2 separate regions of the Mus musculus genome follow, and region 2 is linked to region 1. The links are chromatin loops, found by intact Hi-C in ENCODE. Cell type or tissue: left cerebral cortex. All regions are shown on one strand. Links, peaks and the distances in the headings refer to the core of each region. The heading gives the core; the rest is flanking DNA. Region 1 has its middle 71 kb from the start of Fgf12. Region 2 has its middle 3.6 kb from the start of Opa1.

Region 1 (4,402 bases), core at 303-4,302:
TTTGGAACACAGCTCAGGGACAGATGGTGGCCTTGGGTTTCATTCTCAGCAAAAGAACAAGAAGAAGAGAAGACAAAATAAAACAAAAGAGGAAGAGAGAACCCAAAGTTCATGTATGCATGAAATTAACTCATAATAAAAATATCAGCTTTAATAATAGAAACATAATGGGAGAACTGCATTTAGTAACAAATATTGACGTTAACAAGAATGCATAGTGTCAATAAGCCAGTGACTGTGTGAACTGCCCTGGGCAGGGATCTTGAGCGAGACTTTACAAACAAGGGGTGCTGCTATGAGAGAGCCCTAGAGCTTCAGTTCACCGAGATGACATTAAGTCTAAACCCACTGGTTTGGGGTTTCGGAAGAAATAGCTTCCAAAGTAGAGAAACAGAAAGAACTCACAAAACCTCACATAATGATATGCATTGATTGCACATAGAATTTACCATTACATCTTAAATAATTTAAATAAGAGGTCCTCCAGAGAGCCCACACCACTGTCGTGACTTAAGAGGCATGTTTGAGCAGACAAACATTCACACTTATGCTACTGCGCCAAATGAAAAGAGCCAGCTGGGCTATCTTAGCTCTAAGAGGTCTGTGGGGTGGGGCCAGCAGACAGTTTTCATGATGAGGAAGCAAACCTTGTCTCCACTCACTGGAAAGACGGATGGTTGTGTTTGATCTGGAGAATGAGAAACTCACGTCATATGATCAATTGGGAAAGGAGCCACCACACAGGTCAAAAGTTTTGCTGTTGATTCCTAGTTGCTTGGGGCAAACAAGGTGGCTCTGAGCTAAAGGTTATGGAAGACTGTTCACACTGACACTTTCTTAGAAGTAATGGAAACTATGGATGACAAAGCATTCCTGAGAATGCTCTATTTGTTTTTCTTAGGCTCCACTGGAAGCTTAACTTCCCCTCCCACCCCACCCCCCGACCCCCGCGCCGGGGGAAAAAAAAGTGCTCATCCCAACCAAAATAGCAAACAAATGTCTTTCCAAAATGTTAAATTTTGAAACAGGCCAAATAAAAAAATACAAATATACCAATAAGAATCCTAGAATGGGCAAACACATCTTCTGGATACATGAAGATGCAGAGCTAAAAAATTAGCCATGTACCATATGAACATATGAAGTCCCAGGTCAACATGATTATAAAATGCCCAAGACTTATTCTGCACTTGGAGTCTATCAGAAAAACAGTCTCTATTAGGCTGTTTTAATTAGGAGCACTGTATGAGGAAATCAGGAGGCCTGAGGCTGCTCCCTCCTGAGAGGTTGGTCTTGGAAACATGTTCTCCGTATCACTAAGGTCCCTCTCACTGTGTGCGCACTGCTGACACGGACAGGCGCTTTATGACACTGGCTTGTGCTAGCTGCTAGACAGTTGGTGCCTGGTATTTACTGTGTTCCCCTAGCTACCTGGGAACCGGATTCTAATGGGCTTCCCTGAGGATTGCTTCGATGTAGCTGCAGTTTTTGTAGCTAGGGAAACACGCAGACTTCGCGTGTCTTGACAAAGGAGAGAGAAGTCTAGAAATTTATCAGAGAGATCTATAGTTTTCCACACACAGACCACCTAGGTCAATCCTATCCCATTGATCTTTTTCCCTGTTGTATACTTAGAGAATCTGGACAGCTATACAGTGAGTCCTGTTAGTGCCTCTACCCATCACACAATGGAAAATGTTGTTCAGGATCCTCTAAACAAATGTTTAAACATATACACACAACCTGAGACAGTTATCCATGTGACCCCACCCATTCAGTGGCTACTTTTAGAAGACCTTAAGCCACAAACTTTTCTATAACCTAAGGCCAAACATATTTACTATGTACCCTTATCAAAAGATCTTTGTTGGCCGGCAAGGATAGGTGGTTGCTCTACAAGGGCTTTCCATACTCTCAGTGGCTTGTTTTACTTAACTCACTTCAGGACTGTAGAAACATGCACACCCGGTGAACTGTATAATCGACCGACAGTTTTAACTTCGTCTTCTTACAACAATTTACAAGAATTAACTTTTACGAGACTCTCACGAGGAAGGTATTCTCTGGTGAAGGTGAGGGAATGAGGACCAGGAGGAAGCCTGGGCTGTCTGGATTGTTCACACATAAGCTCACACTCACAGAATGGACAGGAGCTGCGATCAGACTCAGTTGTCCAAACGCTGGGTCTTCATTTACCAGCAGTTTCTAAAATCTGCGGTGTGATAGGCATTAAGCAGTCATAAGCTGTTTAATGTAAAAGAAATGATCTCAAAATGCAGCATGGAAGTTGCTGTGCACACAGCTGTGGTGACCACTCTCCCCAGGTTAAAACAGCAGTTCTGTTTTGAACCCTTGTACAAGGGGCAGCTTCTGTTTACAACGTCTAGTTATTTCATTGTGTGTGTGTGTGTGTGTGTGTGTGTGTGTTTATAATAAAATTCAAGTCTACGTAGACCTGATCCAAAAATTCTCCCAACCCCCTGTACCCCTCACCCCCTTAAGCCCCTCCCCCAACCCCTCCTCCCATATCCCCTTCCGCTTCCCCTCATGTCTGACAAATTAACTTGAACCACACTGACCCTGGTCTCGCATCCGGTTTACGTCAATCATCAAGTAGCACAGGGACTCACCACAAGCCTATGAGGATCAGTTCCTTACTAAGGAAGGGGGTGATTTACATGAACTCTGGGGTGCCTTCCAACTCTGAATTCTATAATGCTCTTGGATCTCTTACATCTGTGGCCAGGCCCTTCAGTACCCACTATTAGCCACACGGGGGCAGCACAATTCTACTTTAGCCAGCAGGTAAATTCAGTGGCCAGAACTGATGGCTGTGCTGTATGGGGAAACTAGAAATAACCCTGGTAATTGATTGCCTTACTTAAACAGAAGGCAGTTGCACGTTAACTGCCTCTGACACACCGCGTCAGAAAACTCCAGTGACTCTACAGAGAAAAGCTGTTTTCGAATTTAAGAAAACGAGAGGTTTCAAATCCACGGAAACGGAAGCTTCAGAGACCTGCTGGGAGCACTTGTGCCACTCAGCGCCTCGCTGCTAAGGGAGAAGCCCTGGGAGAAACTAGGTCTTCTGACTCTCAGATCAACATCCTGTACTGAACACGGTGTCTTGGAAACTACATTCGCTCGAGTCGTGGGAAAGGTTCAGAGGGAAGCTGTGTTTCTCCATCTACCAGACTTTGCGGTACTAGGAGTGTCATACAAACAGCTCCCTTTATAGGAAAGTAAAGAGACTGGCAATTCTATGAGCTGAAAGGTCAGGTCATCCCGTTGGCTCCACTCAAGGAGGACTGTTAGGTTTATTCCTTTATGTCCCTCCCCAACACGCCCCCCACTCCCAATGGGAATTCCTCACCCAGTCAGTTTCCCAAATCATCAAATGTAAGTTACCATATCCAGCTATAGCTCTTAAGGTTATTCCAGGTTTTCTACTAACGCCCTTTTTTTTTTTTTCATTCCTGCAGATTTTTTCTTTCCACCCTTTGAACTCTGGTAATCCATCAGGCTTAGTGGCAAGTGCCTTTTTGTGCCAAGGGTGACTCACCAGCCTCACTTCCTTTATTTTTTCCTCCTTTCTTTCCTCCTTTTGACACTTCTGCAAGTAACTGCTCAATTACTTTACAGATGCTCCACCATTTAAGATGGCTACAGACTCACATTAGATTGTGGACATGCTTTCTTTAGGGAAGAATGCTCCAGAACTCCTGCTTCGTCCTTCTTGGGTACAATATCAGTCAGTGATGTCGTCCATGTGTCAGATTACCAGTGAGTCTGTCACTGAGTTGTCATTTGGTTTAAAATGACAATTGGTATTTTCAATGGAAAGTCCCTGTAGGTGATGGGAAGGGGGCCTGGTTAACATATGTGTCATCCTCTCTCCAAACAGCTGTTCACAGATGTTAGCATCAAGAAGGCTCCTTACCTTCATTTGCTGTGACTACAGGCTTGGGTGATGGTGATTTCTCTATATCCCTTATTTTCTTCTACAGTTGGAATTCCTCTGTGACACATGGCCCATTCTCTTCCATTTACTTATTAAATCCTAGATTTATAGCAACATCCATGAATTTTATTATGTGAATTAAAGTCTAATGTGAGTATCACTGCCCCCATTCCACCTTTACACTGTTTTAACATTCCTTTGACCAGCCGGCAGCCTTTGAGCACATCCTTGATGTTTAGGATCCTTGAATCTGATAAGTATTTGCCTTCCAGTGCCTTAGGATCAAGCATTTCTCCAAGGGCTCCTGAGTTTCTATTGGAGAAGGCCAATGAGAGGCCAAGCTCCATCTTAGTGTGTTCACTCAGGACAGCTGGAACACCTTCGCTTCTAGTCGGCTCTGCCTACTGACTACAAGATACATGCACTGGTCAGCCATGTTAG
Region 2 (4,402 bases), core at 330-4,329, 1.1 Mb after region 1:
AGAGAGAAGAAGAGGGAGAAGAGAGTGAGGAGGACATCCCCATTCACTGCTGAATATTAGCCCATTGTTTACACACTGGTTATCTATGTCATTGTCTGTGGGCATGTAATTACAGTTTGAAGCTATTGTAAATAGAATCACATTTATTGTTATGGACCTATGTCCTTATTTCTCTTACACGAAACCCTAAGAGCAGGACTGCCTGAGCAAGAGGGGTGCGTGTTTAATTGATAGAAACTGTCAAGTGTGTTTCCAAAGGGCCTGTCTCATTGTATTGCACCAAAAGTGTCTTCAGGTTCTGGTTGCTCCACATTCTTGCAAAGTTGGTGATGTGCATTTCTTTTTTTTTTTTTAACAGTCTTATTGATGATATTATGGTTTTACTTTTCATTTCCTCAATAACCAATAACATCACTCTGTGTCTCTGGGAATCTATGTGGCATATTCCTTTGTGCAACATCTGAACTTTTTGCCTGTTAATAATTAGTTGGTTTATCAGTATGATGAAATATTTGAGGGAGGTTTTTAAGGAGAAGAGGTTTATTTTTGCTCACACTTCTGATCTAAGGTTGAAAGGCTGCAAGAGCTCAGAGGCAGTGTGGGGCATCCCACAACCAGAGGCAGGAAACGTGTGGGTATCCTCTCGGACCGCTTTCTTCCTGTAAAGCCACCAGTGTTCAATCATTGGCTCTATCCTCTTGACTCTTCTGCATCCTCTCACTTCCTAAGACTATCTTCACACCCCAGAGTTATATTAAGTTTCTACCCTCTTCATAACTCACAATGGGTATTATATTTAACGATTTGAGTCTTGGTGGATACCCACAAATTGATAGCAATGCATTTCTTATACAGTCTTAGTATAAGTTCTTGGTCAGGTATGCATTATAAAAATGTGTACTTCTAACTTAAGGCTTGCGAATCCATTCTGTCATTTGATGAGCAAGAATGTTTTAGTTTGATGAGGTCCAGTGAATTTACAGTTTTTTTGGTTTTTTGTTTGGTTTTTTTTTTTTTTTTTTTTTTTTTTTTTTTTTTTTTTTTTTTTCCGAGACAGGGTTTCTCTGTGTAGCCCTGGCTGTCCTGGAATTCACTCTGTAGACCAGGCTGGCCTCAAACTCAGAAATCCACCTGCCTCTGCCTCCCAACCTCTCTCTACCTCTGCTGGGATTAAAGGTATGCGCCACCACGCCCAGCTGAATTTACATTTTTTATGGTATTACTTTTTGTGGCTTAAGAACTGTTTGACTATTCACAGGTTACTAATAGGTTTTCTAACATTGTTTCATTCTTCAATTCTTTTATTCTTGCTTTTATACTTACAATTATATCCCAGATAATATCATTTTTGTGCATACGTACTAATTTTGTATATGGTGTGAATATATTCTGGATATTGCAAGCAGTGGGGGGGGGGAGTATTTTTTTCCCACAGGGATCTTCATTTATTCCATTACCATTCAGAGAACAAAAGGAAATAATTCCTTCTCCATTAAATTGCTTTGGTGTTTTTTGGCATAAACCAATTACCAGTGTGCATAGTCGCTTTGGGCTGTTACGGAAATGCATGAGATTTATTTTATCTTGGTATTTCCATGGTCTTAGCTTGCACAACATGGTGTCTGGAGCATGTGGCGCTGATGCACAGGAAACAGAACAGAGCAGTAACAGGGAGGGGACAGAGCAAGGACAACCCCAGTGATCCTACATCCTTCACCTGGGCCACATCTTCCCCAGCACCCCGCCCCCCCCCCCCCAGCTTCTCTTCAAATTCTGAACCATCAAAGAGCTAAACTTTTCATTAGGACAGACCCCTTTTGGTCTAATCCAAACACACAAATAGGCTCAGAGGTCAACCCAATCAGGTTATTAAGATTAGCCATCACACTACACAATTTAAAATGTATTTCTACATCCTGTATTCTTGTCTGTGGGTGTATTTATCCTTATACCTACCACACTGTCTCCTTCCCAGTTGTTTTGAGGTCAGGTAGTTATAAATGCTCCAGCCTCAATTTTTTTAAACATTTTGGTCTTCTATATTTCTAAGTAAGTTTTAGAATATTTCTCCAACTTCTATAAGTGGCTATAATGACTATAAACACATAGATGAGGGCTAGAGGGACGTCTCCGTGGTTATGAGTGCTTGCTGCTCTGGCAGAGGAGCTGAGTTTACTCCTAAGCATCCACATTGAGCAGCTCCCAAACGACTTTAACTTCAGGTCCAGGAGATCTGCTGCCCTCTTCTGTCATGCTCAGGCACCTGCACATACATGGAATGCAGACACAGATACAAACACATACATACAAATAAAGATAGAATACATCATTTTAAAACGAAGAGGCTAATTTGAGAAAAGATGTCATCCTAAGACTTTTGACTCTTCTGAGACAGACAGACAATATCGATGGGAAGAGCCAACAATGATTGTAACATGCTTTCCTGAGCATTGGGGAGTGTAATGACGATGCGTGAGTGTGTGTGCCTACAGATGCTTCTCTCTCCAGGAAACCACAGAGCAAGAATGTGGTTCTCCTCTGGGACCTTGGATACCACCCAAGAAGAACTTTGCAAAGAAACATAATAAAACCTTACATGCATACTTATGATCAGGCACAGGTGTGTAGATTTCTGATATTTCTTTGCTCTTTTTAAAGATCTCCAAACAACTGGATAACTAAACAGGGTAGTTTTGTGTGATAAGATAGATGCTTTGATAGTTTTAACTGCTGGGGTGCTCAGTTCCTATCTGAACCTGAAAAGTTAGTTTGAAATGGTAAAATTCTTCCGTGACTACTAGACCAGAAGATACAGTTAGCATCTTTGTTTGGGTTGAGTGATATACAAGTTAACAAATAAAAACAAAGGTCATTCTCTCTCCCACTTAAGAAGCAATGAGCCCTTTCCTCATTGCCTTTCACTAAGACTCACTGCCTTCAATATTTTCTTGGATCATGTATGCAATGTGGATTAGTAACACATGAGTGTTTGTTGTATATCATATTCAACTATATTCCTTGAACATCACAGTTTACTCGTGTAGATGGTCTTCTAGGGGAATCTTATTGTTTTAGAAACATCAAACCCTCTAAATCAGTGGTTCTCAACCTGTGAGTCACGACCCCTTTGGGGAATCAAACAGCCTTTTCACAGGGGTGGCCTAGAACCATTAGAAGACACAGATATTTACATTATGATTTATAATAGTAGAAAAATTACAGTTATGAAGTAGCAATGGAAATAATTTTATGCTTAGGGATCACCACAACATGAGGAACCATATTAAAGTTCACAGCATTAGTAAGGTTGAGAACTTCCCCAGGTATCTCAATTAATAAGTTTTATATAAGCAATAGTTTATGTTTTTAAATTCTCTTGATTTGTCTAAGAAAAATAATATCACAATCACAGAAATTTGTGTGTAATTTGAGTAAGGGATATGAAACATTACTCGATTCCTACCCCTTCCTAGTATTTTTTTTTTAAGATTAGGGCATAATGTTGTCTGATATTTTAAGAATACTGGTTTATCAGCCCGGTGATGGTGGTGCACGCCTTTAATCCCAGCACTTGGGAGGCAGAGGCAGGCAGATTTCTGAGTTCAAGGTCATCCTGGTCTACAGAGTGAGTTCCAGGACAGCCAGGGCTACACAGAGAAACCCTGTCTCAAAAAAAAAAAAAACCAAACCAAATCAAAACAGAAAAGCAGAATACTGGTTTATCTAAATGTAAATTTTCTCTGTTTTTAAATTGTAGCAAAAGTCCAACATCATTTCACACTGTGTAGCCAAACAAAAAAACTCTGGCCTGAATTTGAACTAGTGGTGGTGGTTTGATTTCATAACAGTCTAACTAATTTTCCTATTCAGCATTATAAGTAGATGTTCCTCAATGTACATAGCGTGAAGTGGATGTCATATAAACCCATTATAACTTGAAAGTCTCACTTGAGGCACACCCATATCCCAAACTTCCTACCTCAGTCTAGCCCTCTAACCTTAAACATGCTTACAACAGATACATTAGCAGTCAAGTGGCCTATTTTATATGGGATTGAGTAAATCACCCTTATTAGATAATATATTAAATATAGAAAACAGGCTGGTTGAAACAAGTATTGGATGCATGGCTTCTATTGAATTTTCTTCTTCACATTTCTTTGACAGCATTGTGAAGTTAAAACAAAACAAAAACCTAGATTAAAGCCATTTCAAATTAGGGCAATCTATTTCAGATATTATTCTCTATTTGGATACTGAGAGCTCATAGGTTTTGTGACTAGTGTGAATGTAATTCACTTAATTAGCTACTATCTAGAGACTTTCATGCTAACTCTATTTTGCTATCTAATACAATGGTAGACATAAGTTACACATAGTCCCAGCCTAGAAGTGGAATTAT

Evidence for each region. Peaks named below come from ENCODE experiments on the same cell type or tissue, not always from the same donor. Only the 100,000 strongest peaks of a DNase experiment are listed, where the experiment ranks them.
Region 2: it touches region 1 in a loop (4-fold over the local background); 1 of 42 quality-filtered maps calls a loop at or near these places.

What each region holds. Positions count from the first base shown.
Region 1 is chr16:28,515,247-28,519,648 of GRCm38, forward strand. It overlaps a transcript of Fgf12 not described here. Among named protein-coding and RNA genes, the nearest start is that of Fgf12, 71 kb to the left of the region's middle. In left cerebral cortex, for the core only: a CTCF peak has its summit at 2,766 (motif pointing right); a DNase peak (open chromatin) is centred at 2,787; H3K4me3 peaks cover 515 bases; H3K27ac peaks cover 583 bases.
Region 2 is chr16:29,573,579-29,577,980 of GRCm38, forward strand. No RefSeq gene overlaps it. Among named protein-coding and RNA genes, the nearest start is that of Opa1, 3.6 kb to the right of the region's middle. In left cerebral cortex, for the core only: a CTCF peak has its summit at 2,252 (motif pointing left); a DNase peak (open chromatin) is centred at 2,231.